Regions from separate parts of the Mus musculus genome. Here regions 2 and 3 are each linked to region 1. A link is a loop called in an ENCODE intact Hi-C map of the cell type or tissue named here. Cell type or tissue: heart. All regions are shown on one strand.

Region 1 (5,000 bases):
ACACACACACACACACACACGGTGTCTAGCAGAGGAAATAGACTGGGGGAGAGGCGGGAGGGGTAGGGGGACAGCAGCTGTGTCCCTCTGTGCGGGCTTTCTGGTTAAGGATGAAACAGTTCACACAGTCTCCTTTGTGAGTTAGCATTCCCACTCTGTGTGAAAAAGCAGGGACAGATGAGTAACCGAGAGGTCACCCTACCAGGGTCTGCTGACCCAAAGGCCAGCTTTTGCCCATCACACCAGACTGCTCTGACCCCCCACCCCAGAGCCTCCAGGGAGGGAAGCAGGCGGGCAGGCAGGTTCCAAGGCTACCCCTGCTTTCCATAACACTTGAATTTCTGTGCATCTCAGATTTCCCTTTCCAACACCACTCCAACTCTCCTGGAGTTGTTTCAGCCTCTGAATCATTCCCTCCCCCCACCACACACACCAGGAGGAGCACCCCTCCCCCAATATTCAAGATCTGGGGGGGGGTGATTTTGATTCCTAACCATCAAGCTAAGTGACTGTACTAAAGGACAGAAAAGACCAACTTCAGTCCTGACTAGCTGTGTGACTGAGGGCGGGTCTCTGTGCCTCTCTGTGCCGGCCTTTGATTCCCTGGGAATCAGAAGTCAGAATCTCCACCACTCCCAGGTCTTAAGGGATCTGGGAGAGCGAATGAGGTCATGTCTATGAGCCGCCCAACGGAAGGAAGTCGAAGGACTAGCACAAGGCTGCATTATCTTCTGGAGTTGGCAGGGCCATTGCTGCAAAGTTGCTGGGACTGGGAATGTCTCAAGGGCCTCAGAACCAGTCCTGGGAATGCCACAGGGAAGTGGTGTGTCACGACAGAGCGGGGGGGGGGGGGGGGGGGGGCTCTGAGATGTGAGATCAAGTCCTAGCTCCGGTGGGTGCTTAACAGCTTCGGGAGACCACACGATCTCTTTCGGGCTCGGCTCTCTCACCTATAAAATGAGACTAACCCAAGCCCCGGATGATTCTTCGGTAAAGGAGTAAACAAAATGAGCCCTGGCATACAGTGGGCATACTTGCTGTGGCCAGTACCCTGGGACTGTCACAGAGAATAACTTGCCGTATCTCTCCGTGAGCTGTCTCCTCATATAAGCCAACACGTGCTGCTGTTTTCTGAAGCACAGCCTTCTGGGGTAGAAAGAGGGCTGAGTGCTCCACACGTCTGCTTTGGACCAAGAAAAGAAAGAACAACAGCGGTAAGCATAGGTCCCTAGAACAACAGCGGTGTGCATAGGTCCCTGGCATCATCCAGGAAGCCTGAAACGTACACAGCCAGGAGTCCAAGGTCAGAAGCCTTGGGGTGGCCCTTCCACCCTGAGTCACGGTGAGACTTGGCCACTGAGTTCTGAGCCCAACACTCTCAACCTTTGCAAGTCAAAGCTCTCAGCCTGGACGCCTGCTTTTCTTGGTCACTGTCACTCAAGAACAGATGACAGACCTCAGTGAGCTGTCAGGCAGACGGGTCTCCAGACAGATAGGCGAACTCTTGTTCTGTGGCCTCCTTTATAGATGCAGGGAAACACACAGTGGGAGTGGGGCTGGATGCTCGCCTCCCTAACTACCCAGATCTAGGTGACTTCCGGGCAGAGTTTACATTTGGGGAGCTGAGACCAGTGGAGAGGAAATCTATCCAGCAGAGGGTGTGAGGACCCGTCAGCGACTGGCTGAGCCCTCTGAAGCTAACAACAAGGCTGCAGAGCCAATCTGGCAGAGACTGTCTGAATTAGTCACCGGTTTTGATGAGGAGGTAAACCGATTACATAACAGTCTCTCTCTCTCTCTCTCTCTCTCTCTCTCTCTCTCTCTCTGTCCTCCAAAAGACTCTCCAGAGCCGGGGCTCTACTCTTTCCCTCTGGCCATGAAGGGGCTCAGGGCCAGGGAGGGTCACATACCAGAGCCCAGGGGCTAAGGTTTAGGCAGGAACCCTCCCCAGGCCTGCTCCAGCCCCACGGGGCCAGAAGGAGGCGCCCGCAGCTCACCTCCTGCCTGCAGCTTGCCACCCTGTTTCCAAAGCAATCCCACGCTAGTCTTGCAACCTGCTGGCTCTCAGGCTCTAGGTGTTAGCCTGGAAGATGCCCCAAACAAGGAGGTAGAGATTTCTCAGTTGCCAGAAACTCCTGGGCCCCTGAGTTATTCCAGGCCCCCTTCCCCTGCCAAATGTGTCATGATTCATTGTTACAAAAATGAATACCAATCGGCGCTGAGCCAGCACCGTTTGCTGTACCCCTGTGGAGGGACTGCAGAGGTAGGGGGGCACTGGAGGGCACACCTGTGCAGCAACAACAGCTGCTTGGAATCCAGATGCTTATCTTCTGGAAAGAGCAAACCTGGCAAACACAGGCTCGCGCCTCTGGCTCCGTGTCCTGTCATGAGTGAGATCTGGCCTCTAGGTAGAGGTCAAGTTCATTGGTTTCTAAGTGATGCCTAGGATGGGACCAGTGTGTATGACTGGGATCTTCCTGTAGCTTTGCTCACCTCCTGCACAAGGCTGCATAAAGAACAATATGTGTTTAACAATATGAATAATGGGTGATGATGAAGGTGATGACTGTGGTGATATCAGAACGGGGATATGAGTGTCCTGTTTAACCCCAAGTCCTAGGGACTTCAGCTCTGCCTGACTTCCTATTGGTGCTTCTGTTGCACTCACCAGACAACTGAGAAACCGAAGCAAGAGTCTGAGAAACTGTAGGAATCACACTGACCTCCTGACCCCACACAGGACTAAGCTCCATCAGTCCAGAAAGAGGAGTCACCATTACACAAGTGGAGGATGAGTTGAGCACTCAGCAAGTGACGTCAGCACCTCTTGAGTCTTCCTCCTTTTTTCTCAAGCCTGGGTGAAGGCAGAGTGCCCAGCCCAACCACACAGGAGACAGTAACAACCTTCAAAGGCTGCGTTCCCACCACCACCCTACCAGATTCCAAGATGGAAGAGTTTGGAGGGGTCTTGGGGGGTCCGCTAGTCTAGCCTCCCATTGTACAGATGAGAATGCAGAGGCTCAAAGAAAATGTGGGTGCCCAGCAAGAGTGGCCCCAGCCCAGTTTTATTCACACAGTGGAAACCAGAGAAGGTGGCAGAAGATAGATGCAGGGTAATCTCTCAGCTACCAAGCCGGCTGAGGTCTGTCTGACTACATGCCTCTCCAGCTCCAAACCAGACAGGCAACAGTTTTGAACAGAAGAACGGACAATCACCCCATGGAGGCCACACAGATGGCCGTGAGGACAAGTCAGTAGCTACAGTTTCTAGAACAATGAGCCTTTCCTCTCTGCCCTGCTCCTGAGAACTTAGCAAAAAAGGCTAACTTACCCCCTAAGCCTGAGGGTAAATTCCCCAGGAGAAGTCTGATCCTGCTTCTATCTCTCGAAGATCTCTCCCAGGTGTCTATTTGGGATAAGCTTCCTGGCAGAACCTGAAGCTAATTAGAGGAAATTTCATGCTAGTTTAGGCCACGAAACCATTTATTCATTCAACGAACTTCGGCTTTGCCCCTTGTCTCTACCCTCTCTCCATTGCTTAGCAACGTTCTTAGTTTCCATCTGAACACACACACACACACACACACACACACACACACACACTCCCCAGCTTCCAGCCCCAGCCTCTCTCTTGGCCTTTTTTTCTCCCATCATTTTCCCCATCTGGGACCCAAACCCAGCCCACACTCAGCAGAGAGGCTGTAGGAGGGGCCCTGCCAAACTCACTCCCAGACAGATGTGCTCTGTTCCCTGCACAGCTGTCCAGGCCTGTCCATCTGTGCTCACTTCCTGCCTCCCTGCTCCAGCCCCTCACACTTCCCACGCCAGGGTGGGAAAGTCTAGTCCAGATTTTCTTCTTCCCAATCCAAAAGCCGTCAAGTGGCCACTCGCACAGTGTAGCCGAGAGGCCTTGGTTCCTGCCCTCCCCAGGCCCCCAGGAAGAGCAATGGCCTAGGAGACTCCAGCAAGTCCGAATCTTTCCTGAACTTCCTCAACTTCAAAGCCCTGGCAGCTGCTCAGGACCCACCTGGCTCTAAAGTCCTCCCTCCCAGCATTCTTTGTTCACACGAAACACACTGATATTAATACTGATAGGATTTCATTATTTTCTCAAGCCTAAGAAGTCCACTTCTGGCAGGCACCTAAAAGAGGTAAACCTTACTTTCTAAAAAAGCTTGAGGACTGGGGAGGTGGGCCCACTGGTAAAGTGCTTATTGCACAAGCGTGAAGACCGGTCTTTGATTCCCCAGCCTTCACATATAATCTGAATGTCATGGAATACCCTTGTAGTCCCTGCATGGGGAGGCAGAGACAGGCAGATCCCTGGGGCTCTCTTGTCAACTAGCCTACTCTAACCAGTAAGCCCCAGGTCCTAGTGAGAGTCCCTGTCTCGGAACACAAAACAGAACTAGGGAGATGGCTCAGCTGGTAAATTGTCAGGACTGGAGTTAGGATGTCCAGAACCCAGGTAAACACAGGCAGACCTAGTGGCTGCTTGTAGTCACAGCACTCAGGGGGCAGAGACAGGACATCGCTGGGGCAAGCTGACTAGCTATACTCACCAGAACTGAGGAGCTCTGGGTTCAAGGAGAGATTCTGCCTCAATAAATAAAAGTGATCTCAAGGTCACAGAGATGTCAGCTTCCACACATTCGGGTGCACACACTCACACATACATCTACACATCTATACACGCATGTGAACACACACAGAGGGAGCCACCGACTACATACACATTCACACTCTAAAAGAAACTAACATGGAATGTACACCCAAGGTTGTCCTCCACTTCCATTTACATGCACACTAATGAACACGCACGGGTGGTTGGTGCACAAAAACAACTGTCCCCGTCATGACTCCTGTGGAAACCCACGTGGCACCTCTGGCCTTGCTGCTGTGAGGTAGGGTCTGCTTGACTGAAAGGAAGCGGCAACTCTGGGACCCAGCTTGTTTCTAGGGTTCCCAGAGCTGTGTGCTGGCTCCTGAGCATGGGGTGC
Region 2 (5,000 bases), 75 kb after region 1:
TTTAGTCAGTGCATGTCCTCATGGTCAAGTCTATAGCCTTAGATAATCAATTTAATCTCAGTTTCCCCCATCTTTATAAAAAGGGAATAGAAGAAACGCATTGCTGAACCACTATGCATGGTATATTATCTAATATATAGAGAATGACTTGGTTGCCTGCTGCTACCAAGACTCCCCAATGGTAATTATGGTTATTGGGAACTGTAGAAGGCTCAGCAAGGGTGCAAAGCTTTCATATACCAGACTAAAGACACTCGGAAAAGCAAAACCAGGAGAGATTCCTAGACACTGCCTGGTAACACAGTGGTTCTCCACCTGTAGGTCGTGACCCCTGCAGGTCAAACAACCCTTTCACAGGGGTCACATATCAGGTATCTTACATATCAGATATTTACATAATATAATAGTAATAAACATAACAGTAGCAAAACTACAGTTATAAAGTAGCAGCAAAGATAATTTTATGGCTTGGGGGCGCGGTGGTGGTCACTGGAACATGAGGAACTATATAAAATGGTCACAGCTTTAGAAAGGTTGAGAATAACTGTTCTAAGAAAACCTGCTTCTGTCTCTTTCAACCCTATTCATTCCAAAGCAGTGCCTTGTAAGTTCTGGAGGCCAGAGGATACCTAACGCTTGTGGATGTTAACCGTCCAAAACCGAATCCGTCTTTGCAATGACTGTGTAACCGAAACCCTGCTCCTGGGGGAAGTTGAATAAACGCCCTGTTTCTGCCTTTTCCAGTATTTTTAGCATTTAAAATGGTGTGTAGCCAAGTGTTTAAAATTCTTCACACAAGTGTCCATGGCCCTACTATGTGAAAGGCCACTCAAAGCCACTTCTTTCCGAATGGGAGGGATGGGCTACAAATCTACGCCAAGAGGCCAGGATTCCCAAAGTCAGCCCTTACCACAAGGCCCAAAGCTGCTCCCCTGGACCAATAGGCCAGAGCAGGAGAATGTCCTAGCCCTATAGCTTCTCAGCAACAAGGCAGGAGCAGAAAAAAGTTCAGGTAAAATCAGCCAAACACAGTAGATACTGCTCTTGGGGGGTGGGGGTGGGGGGTTGCTGCTGGTCCAGAGAATAGTGTGTGAGTGCTGCCTCTTCCAACAGCAAATTCCAGCTCTGGATGAAGGCCTCAGAGCCCCATCCAGGAACAGTTAGTCTTACTGTGTGTCACCTTAACAGCATTCCCACCAGGGTCCCCACCTCAGAAGTCCTGTCTTTATTGGTTTACCTCCAGCTTCCATTCCCAGTATACACTGGACCTACCTGGGGAAGTAGGCCTCTCAGGGCCAGCTGGCCATGGCTTAATACCCTTGAGATAGCTGTGTACAGTGAGAACCTACAGCTGTGGGTTGAGCCCTACCTCAGGGGTCTCCCCTGCTTTCATCTGGCACCTCTCACCCCAGTGCCTGGGGATCATCCAGAAGCGATTGTTTTGCTCCTGATCTCTCTCTCTCTCTCTCTCTCTCTCTCTCTCTCTCTCTCTCTGTCTCTCTCTCTCCTCCCCTCCCCCTCCCCCCTCCCTCTCTCTTTCCTCTCTCTCACTCACTCACTCATCTCTTCCCTGGGCCTGTGAGCTAATTGGAGAGAAGGAGGGGGAGGAGGGGGACGCTGCTCGCCTTCCCCGTTATCTGCAGCAATCCGGGGTGACTAATGCTCCCAGTTGGTGAAAAGGCAGTGTAATCAAAACACTTTTTTTTTAGTCCTTAAACTTAGTCATTCTTCCAGAGTGGAGGAAGGGGGGGGGGAGCCCACAGCAAAGCACCATGAAATGCAAGCTGAGAGGCTCCCACTGCTGGGTGGAATCAAAGCATTGGCTGGAGGAGGGGGGGCTTCCTGCAGATCTAAAGTCTGAAGCCCTACTCCTTGATACCCTGGCTAAACTTCCTCTGCACCCTTGTTTGCCCTGGCTTCCCTTGACATCTGGATTATGGGCTCCCTGAAGGTCTTCCAGGCTGAGTCAGGAGGTGCCCTTTGCTCTCACCCTACCAGGTGCTGCCATCTGCTGGTGCCAGCTTGCCAAAGGGCAGGAAGCATATTAAAGTGCTCTTGGTTAGGGGCTTTGGTAATGGGCTCGCCCTTCAGTACTGACACTCCTTCTGGCTCCAAATGCAAGTCTGGGAGCCCACTGTACCTTGACAGAGCTAAAGACAGTCAGAGGTGGTAAGAACTTTGGAACTCATTAAGGAGAGGTGATATGCTCAAGTGGTTAAAGAAGCAGAAAAAGAGCTAGGATGCCCAGGTTGGAATTCTCCTTCATCACTCCATGGCTGTGCTTCATACCTGTAAGATGACAACAGTGACAGCATCACCTACCTCACAGCATTGTTATATATTGGTCACCTAGAATAATATATGGCATGGCTTGCATAGTTGATTATTAACTATTTGTCAAAATAACAAAATAAGACAGCACACATACCATCTTAACCCCTTTGCTCATTCATAGCAGACATTACTAATCCATCACTGTATGTCTTCACCAGACTCACAGAGTGAGTCTCCAGAATCCTCAATATAGTATTCAAGGCAGCTAATAATAAACAATCAAAATTGGCATATGGTGTGACACTCATTTGTCAAACCTGATTTAGACTGGAGTCTTTACATTGTGGTCAAGGAAGATAAAGCCCATTGGAAGAAAGTAGTAGCTCTCAACCCCTTGGAAGCAGAGTCAAGGCCTAGTGGGTATTCCTAGTCCATATTGTTGTTTGTCAGCCTGGTTTCAGATATGACCCTTCACTCTGACTTTTAAGTAGTCAATGTGGGCCTCCCATCCTCCATAAATTTTTACTCTGACACCTTTGTCTTCTGCCACCTTTGCTTGCCATTCCATGCCCTTGGCTCTTGAATTCTCAGGGAACCCTGATTTAGTGGTACCCTTCTAAGCAAGTGAAAAGCATGGTGAAGCAAGACGAGGAATCCATGGAGAACATTGAAAGTCTGGATCTTGGTCTATTTCAGGAGCCTCTCAGGGCTTCCTGAAAGAGTTAGCCAGCCCTAAACTTCATATGGGAAAGCCTGGGACAAAGCAAGATGTAACATATTCTGAGACAAGGCCCCATGGGGAGCATTTGTGCATAAGTTTCTGAGTTAAAGACTCTGGGGAAGAGGTCAGGGGAACAGTAGATCAGTTCTTCAATAGCTTTGTTCATCAAATAGACCCCTGCCATCTGCCATCTGGGGAAGAAGCAATGATTACTAACTAGGCTTGCAGTCGGGAGCATCACCTCTACCTGAAGCCCTTCCAACTCCCAGCCTCTACTTCTAAACTGACCCTGTTCCTTTCCATCCCCAAAGAGGCATGATCAGCCTGCATTGTACTGCCCTTTGGTTATAGAAAGGCAAGATATAGCTTCCAGTCCTGCAGACCATGTATGCTAGATGTGTGCATGCTACCTCACAGGGAAGTTCACAGAGAGAAGCTTCAAGGTATACACAACCCTAAACCTAAGGCCCTACTTGCTGAAAGGAAGGAAGGCTATGTTAACCTCAGAGACCTCCAGACACTTCCCAGGCAAACCCTAGGAAGCCAGCATTCTCCCCAGTATCCTAGAAGACCCTGCTGATTATGTTAAAGTCTGAGGTGGGCAATAAACAAACAGCCCCAGTTAGGCCTCAGCTCTCCCTGAAGATTCAGATTTAGCTTCACCCTCAGACATCAACAATTGCTCAGACCTGCTCGTTTCTCTGGGCTTGCCTCTCTGTTCCAAGGTCTTTCTTCTCTGTCCCATTTCCCAAGAGCCTCTAGATCAGTGGTTCTCAAGCTATGATGGGTCATGACCCGTTTACAGGTCCTGCACATCAGACATTCACATTACAATTCATAACAGTAGCAAAATTACAGTTTTGAAATAGCAACAAAGATAATTTTATGGTTGGGGGTCACCAAAACGTGAGGAACTATATTAAAGGGTTGAAGCTCTAGGGAGGTTGAGAACTAATATAACAGTGCACTTGGAAATTGACTGAGAGGGGATTCATCAGCAGTATTATCCATCCCCACTTCTGATAGATGAGGAGTCAAGGCCCAGAGAAGGGACATGATTTTTGTGAAATTGATCATGCTGCCAAAGATGGGACTAGAGCCCTGAGTTCTTCCCTTGGTCCAGATCTCATCCATTCTTGTCCTGCAAAATGTGTCAGCTACTCCAACCAACAGCCCCCAAACAGACTTCTCTCGATATACACAGTCCTAGGCTAGAACTTTTGAAAATATTGCTCACCACAGACGATGTCTGAGGGAGGCTGAGTATGGGGCAGGGGGAAATGGGGCAGAGCCATCCACAAGTGCTGGAACACCAAGAGACTCACAATCACACAGTGTTTCCATTCATCTCACCCCATACAAAGCTGCAAGACTCTCCCAACCCATGCTCTCTGCCTCAGCTGTTTGTCAAGGATTCTGGGTCTTCTATTCTCTTCAAGACCACTCCTTTGCTCCTGCTTACTTATTTCCTGAAGAAATAGCATGGTGATGGTCTGTGACATGTCTTGAGGGAGCCACCTCCTATTGGAAAGCCTTTTTAAAACTAAAAGCCATCCCTTGTTCCTCCTCCTCTGAGCCCCTGGGCCCTGGGAATTTGGGACACGTTGTATATACCTCTGCTCTAGGTCATAGGGACTTAGCTGCTCCCCTGGCTGTGCCTACAACCCTCCAGGTACATTTGAAGAAAGCGAAGTCCTAGAGAGGTCAGGAGAGAGGATTGGAACGGTTCTCTCTGCTTGAGTTTCTGGCTTCTAAAGCAGGAACTTGGGCAGAGAAACTCGGTTCAGCGTATAACTCTAGGTAGTTTGTGGTACACTGGGGCTCTGAATTCTGAGGCCCAATGCAAGCTGTTTGCTTAGATCTTATTCTTCTAAAACCCCATGCACAGCTCCAGGGGCCCCTAACAGCCTGTCCAGCAACTTGTTAGGATTTTTCCTAACATTGCCGAGGCCTTCTACTCCTGTTGTTGTTGTTTTGTTTGCTAGGCTTTGGTGTATTGTTTTCT
Region 3 (5,000 bases), 98 kb after region 1:
CCCTCAACCAGATCGCTGTCTGGGGGTTATTATCGGTGGTTAATTATACTGTTGGGGTTAGCACAGTGTTGGTCAGCTTGGGCCAGGTGGAGGCGGGTGTGGGAGAATGGCTAAAGGGAAGGATGGGAGTGGAGCCTAAGAGTTGGTGATAACAGCACTGGCACATTGGTCTGTCAGAGGGGCTGCTTTGGACTTCTTCCCGGAGCTGGCCCCTAGATTCACTTCCCATGTGGAGACAGGAAAGGTAGGGGAGACACATTACCACTTCTGTTACCACTGGTATGAACCATGTTAAATGTCCACCCCTGGCCAACAACAGGGTCCATGTTGTCAGGACCTCAAAGACATCTTTCAGTTGCCTGTGTCAATCCACTCACTCCTGAGAGCCGGAAAGGGTTCAAGCAGCCTCTTGGGCCTTAGGGTATCCTGCTAAAGTAGGTGGAAGCTGGGCTATGGCTCCCCTTCTGAGCCCTACCCCCAAGATCTTGTTAGGTCTACCTACTTCTAGATGAGCATGGGAACCTGGTAAGCAGCGTCTTAGCAAGTTCAAGGCAGGCGTAGGCAGATTCTTTACCAAGTAAGCCACTTTTGATCTCATCTGTTTTTAACTAGTCATAAATGTTTCTTAGTATGTCATCTCCTGTTAGCATGCCCAGAAACCTCACAAGATACGTTGTAGCCCCTATGGGGAAACTGAGTACCTTCTCTTATAGAGGATGAGGGATGTTGTGGGCTTTTTCAAGGATGTGTCTTTAAGAATAGGGAGGCATAGGGCTGGTGAGATGGCTCAGTGGGTAAGAGCACCCGACTGCTCTTCCGAAGGTCCAGAGTTCAAATCCCAGCAACCACATGGTGGCTCACAACCATCTGTAATGAGATCTGACTCCCTCTTCTGGAATGTCTGAAGACAGCTACAGTGTACTTACATATAATAAATAAATAAATCTTTAAAAAAAAAAAAAAAAAAAAAAAAGAATAGGGAGGCATGTTTCACACTTAGTATTTCCTCAAACAAGATTCTCAAGGTGTCTCCCTTCCCCCACTTTTCCCATGTGTTTAAGTGACACCGTTCATAGGAATGATGTTTTCGGCAGGCAGGAGTGACCAGGAGCCTGCATGGCACATGATCTGTCCCAGAACACAGCTGGGTGCTATTGGATCACATGTGCTCAGACCATGAGGACTAGGGGGCCAAGTGCTGATCCCCTGTGTGCATCCATTCCTCCAGCCCAGCCTACCCCATGTCTCACATCATCTCTCTGTCTCTTCCTCTTACAGGATTCCATTTAAGATCGGGCAGCCCAAGAAGCAGATTGTTTCCAAAACAGTGAGTAACCTTATGCCCTGAGACTCAACTGTACCCCACATGACCTGTGCGTGGAACCTCCGCCTTCCGGTCTTTCCTCTCGGTACTGGAGATTGAACATGCGTTGTGCATACTAGACAAATGCTCTGTTGGTGAGCTGCCCTCCCAGGGCAGAACCCGAGCATTGAAAGTGCACATGTGGGGCTGGAGGGTCAGAACCCTGAGCCATGTTCCCAGTCATTGGTTGTGGAACCTGAGGTCACAGGGGCCTCCTGTCCTGGGTCCTGTTGGTTGTTTCCCCAACTTTGGACAGCTGTAGATCCTCGCCACCCAAGCACCCTGTCCTGGGAGAGCTCTGGAGCATAGGCATAATACACACTTCCCCTTGCACACACACCTCAACAGTGCCAAAGGCCTTTCTTTCTGGCTACCTCAACAGCATAAAAGACCAGGCAGGTTCTCCAGGTAGCCTACTTCTTGTTGTTTTGCAGTGGTAATCCCTTTGAACCCATGATATTTATTGCTGTTTTATGTCTGAAGTGGGAAAGGAAGAGCCACAGATCCCATTAGAGCTGGAAGCCCATGGACCTCGTCTGCCCTCACCATCTGGTTTTTCCATAGCGTGGTGGAGACATTGTTAGATCTGACAGTCCTCTCCTGGAGAGCTGGAGTTAGCACTTGGTCTGTGGCCCTGCTCACTCCGTCTGCTTTGCTTTGCACTGTTCCCACTCTGTAGCCCTGTCTGTCTAGAGTGACCTCCTCAGCTCCTCACACACAAACGAGGCTTCGGGTTTGAACAGGAGTGATCCTACATGTGGAGACCAAACTCCGTGATGACAGCTCAGGTCCCAGCACTGCCCATGCAGTAGAGGCCCCTGTGTCCATCCTCTGAGGTCCTAGTCTCCCCGCTTCTCTCCTTGGCTCAGCCACCGGAGCTAGAGGGAAGATCCTGTTTTGGCTTGGCAGGAAGTTCAGCACATCTGACCAATGTCTCCATCTTCAGGAAGTCCAAAGTTAGGTCACAGGAAAAAAGCTGGGCTCAACTTAAAAGAGTCGCCCTCGGCCTCATGCAATGGCAGGTTGTAACAGACTCAGTGTCGCCTCCACAGCTGACCATCTGTGGAGCCTCTCTGCTAAGACTCAGAAAGTCTGGGTCTACAAATTCTGGGCTCCAAGAAGTGGGAGGGTGTGGCTTTAAGCCTCCAGAGAGTAATCTCGGAAGATCCAAAGAAAAGTGGTTTTGAAAAGGGTCTTTCTCCCCCTTTGTTCACAACCACAAACAAGAAGACAGAAATCCCTCCCTCCACCAAGACTTTCATCTTTCATCGATGGGGCTTTGATCCCACAGAACAGGACGGGCTACAGTGCACTTTCCAGCTCCTTGCCAGAGTCTGTTGGTGGAAAGGTCTTGGTTCCCGGGGGTACTTTTTTAGAGAAGGAATTATTTATTTTGGCTTATGGTTCCAGGGGTCTCAGTCCACATGGTAGGGGATCCTAGATCCTTTACTTTGAGGAATTGCAAAGACTTCCAGGGAAAATCAAATCTTCCCACACCCCCCACCCTGCCTCAGAGCTTCCCTTCTCCCCTCCCTACACGCCCGTCTAATTCCTTGCTAGAGACTTGTCATCCTTTAGTCTGTGATGTCCCTTCCCCCCACATTGGGCAAATATGCAGTAAGTGTTAGGGAGCCAGGTAAGAGACCGACTTCCTGAACTCCTGCCTGGCTCTGCCTCTGGGATCTGAGACTTTTGGCCCGTGCCTTAGCCTCTTCAAGCCTTAGTTTTCCCATGTGTAAGGTAAGAATAACCCTAGTACCTATGTCACACGAATGAAGAGTCTCACCCAAACCAGCACAGATCGGGCACTTAGTCCATGTCTGCTCTATAAGAAGCCCTCATTGACAGCTGGCTTGGCTTCCTCCAAAGCCATCAAGGGCTCAGCTTGTCCCAGCAGCTCCATCCCCCAGTACAATGGAGTTGTAGGCTAGGCCTTTGATCTTTCACCAGCAGTCAAAGCTGAGGGGTGGCTTAGAATGGAGTTTTTGTCTGCACAACCTGTTTCCGTCAGTTCCTTGGGGTTGTTTAAGCATAGGTAGCAGGACCCTGGCTTTTCTGGATGGAGTCTTGCTCACCTCTCTACCCCTAACACAGGCTTGGGCTGTGCAGATGTCTCCAGATCTCTGGCAGCTGTCCCCGGACACTGCTGACACACTTTGGGATAGGAGTGGATGCGGCTGCCCAGGTTATTGGAAGTCATGGCAGCCCTGTCATGGGAAGAAATAAATGTTCATGAATTTTCAGGTTTTTGGCTCAGGGTGCCCAGCTTCCAGCCACAAAGAAAACATTGTCTTTGCTCTTACTGCTTGCCTGTGCTCAGTTTACCAACATGCAATCCGTGATTGTTGAGGCTGTAGCAGGAATGGCATGTTCTCTGCAGGGCTGATCATTGGCTCTGAGACCAGGACCGCAGCTTCCACCTCTGGACTCAACTTTTGTCAGTTCTCTCTGGAGCCTCAGAGCATCTTAACATGAAGAGAGAACACAGACATAGACATAGAAACACACATCATATCACATAACAGACACACACACATACATATACATACACACACACACAGACACACACATATATACATACTTGCCACACATGTGTATACACATACCACATGCAGTTGCTTATATATCACATGTACATACACACACACAGTTTCCCATGTCCTCCAAGCAAGGATTCCCTAGGTCTTGTGTACATAGGAAACAAAAGCCTAGGTTCCTAACTAGGTAGGGTCCTTACAAAACCAAGGCAGACAAGTGGCCATGTTGAGCCTCTCCAACAGAAGTAAATGTCAGACTGGCTTCTCTAGTCCTATTCAGCCCTGGAGCATAGTGAAGGGGAGGTGCAGTCCACCCTTGCATGGTGGCTCTCAGTGCCTTCTCTGCCTCACTTTGACCTGACACCTTAGCCCTGGCATCAGAGCCCCAGCCCTGCCTGCGGCCTCCTTTTCCCTTTCCCAGGAATTTGGGTTTGGAAGGAACTCATCTTGTTCACTCACTTGGCAAGTGCTGAGCTCACGCGGGACAGACTGGCCTGGGCATTGCCCTTGCACCCTGGGCCCAGGAGAATGTAGGGAGCTTCCTCTGGGCCTTAATTCTTCCCATTGCTGCCTCCAGCAGCCTGGCCCAGCCCAGTCCCCTGACAGTGTGCGCACATGTGTTTACACTTGCATTGTTGACTGGCCTCCAGTTGCCTTTTGGCAAAGGCATCAAGCATTCAGAAATGTTCAGATCTTTTCCACTTAGCCCTTTCCCTCAGAAGACATGTACCTTGGAATGTGCCTTCAATGGGTCTCTTTATTCTATCAGCCATCATCTGAGGGCCTGGAATTCTGGTCCTACCCGAAAGTAGCTCTGTCTCCTGGGGGGAACGATGTGGGACCCTTGACCATGGCTCCTGGAAGCAGGGGAGGTGGTGTTTCCTGTGAGACAGCCTTGAGGAGCATCAAGCAGGAGCATGTGCCCACCCCAGGATGAGACTGAGCTTCTCCTCCCCCCCCCAGCCCCCCCAGCCCCCCCCCCAGGAACTCTACCTGGCTGGGAGCTCCAAGGCCCCTCTGTACAAGTCCAAGCAGTCCCCAGCCAGGCAGACCAGGTGCTCTCTGACATCCCACACACAGCAGCACACTCAGGCATTGCA

Evidence for each region. Hi-C counts contacts between places; a loop is a spot of excess contacts. Peaks named below come from ENCODE experiments on the same cell type or tissue, not always from the same donor. Only the 100,000 strongest peaks of a DNase experiment are listed, where the experiment ranks them.
Region 2: a loop joins it to region 1, with 9 times the contacts of the local background. A loop is called at or near these places in 20 of 42 quality-filtered maps.
Region 3: it touches region 1 in a loop (2.4-fold over the local background); 2 of 42 quality-filtered maps call a loop at or near these places.

What each region holds. Positions count from the first base shown.
Region 1 is chr14:70,019,659-70,024,658 of GRCm38, forward strand. All of the region lies in intron 4 of Pebp4 (phosphatidylethanolamine binding protein 4), which reads left to right. All of the region lies in intron 3 of Gm33524 (a long non-coding RNA gene), which reads right to left. Among named protein-coding and RNA genes, the nearest start is that of Gm41198, 27 kb to the left of the region's middle. In heart, a CTCF peak has its summit at 1,977 (motif pointing right); DNase peaks (open chromatin) are centred at 703, 1,713, 1,843, 3,753 and 2 weaker places; H3K27ac peaks cover 2,848 bases.
Region 2 is chr14:70,094,550-70,099,549 of GRCm38, forward strand. No RefSeq gene overlaps it. Among named protein-coding and RNA genes, the nearest start is that of Bin3, 3.0 kb to the right of the region's middle. In heart, a CTCF peak has its summit at 2,011 (motif pointing left); DNase peaks (open chromatin) are centred at 1,682 and 1,962; H3K4me3 peaks cover 448 bases; H3K27ac peaks cover 349 bases.
Region 3 is chr14:70,117,326-70,122,325 of GRCm38, forward strand. Bin3 (bridging integrator 3) reads left to right here. Exons shown (of 9, transcript NM_021328.4): 2 at 1,279-1,327. Among named protein-coding and RNA genes, the nearest start is that of Bin3, 20 kb to the left of the region's middle. In heart, a CTCF peak has its summit at 2,318; DNase peaks (open chromatin) are centred at 2,366 and 4,466.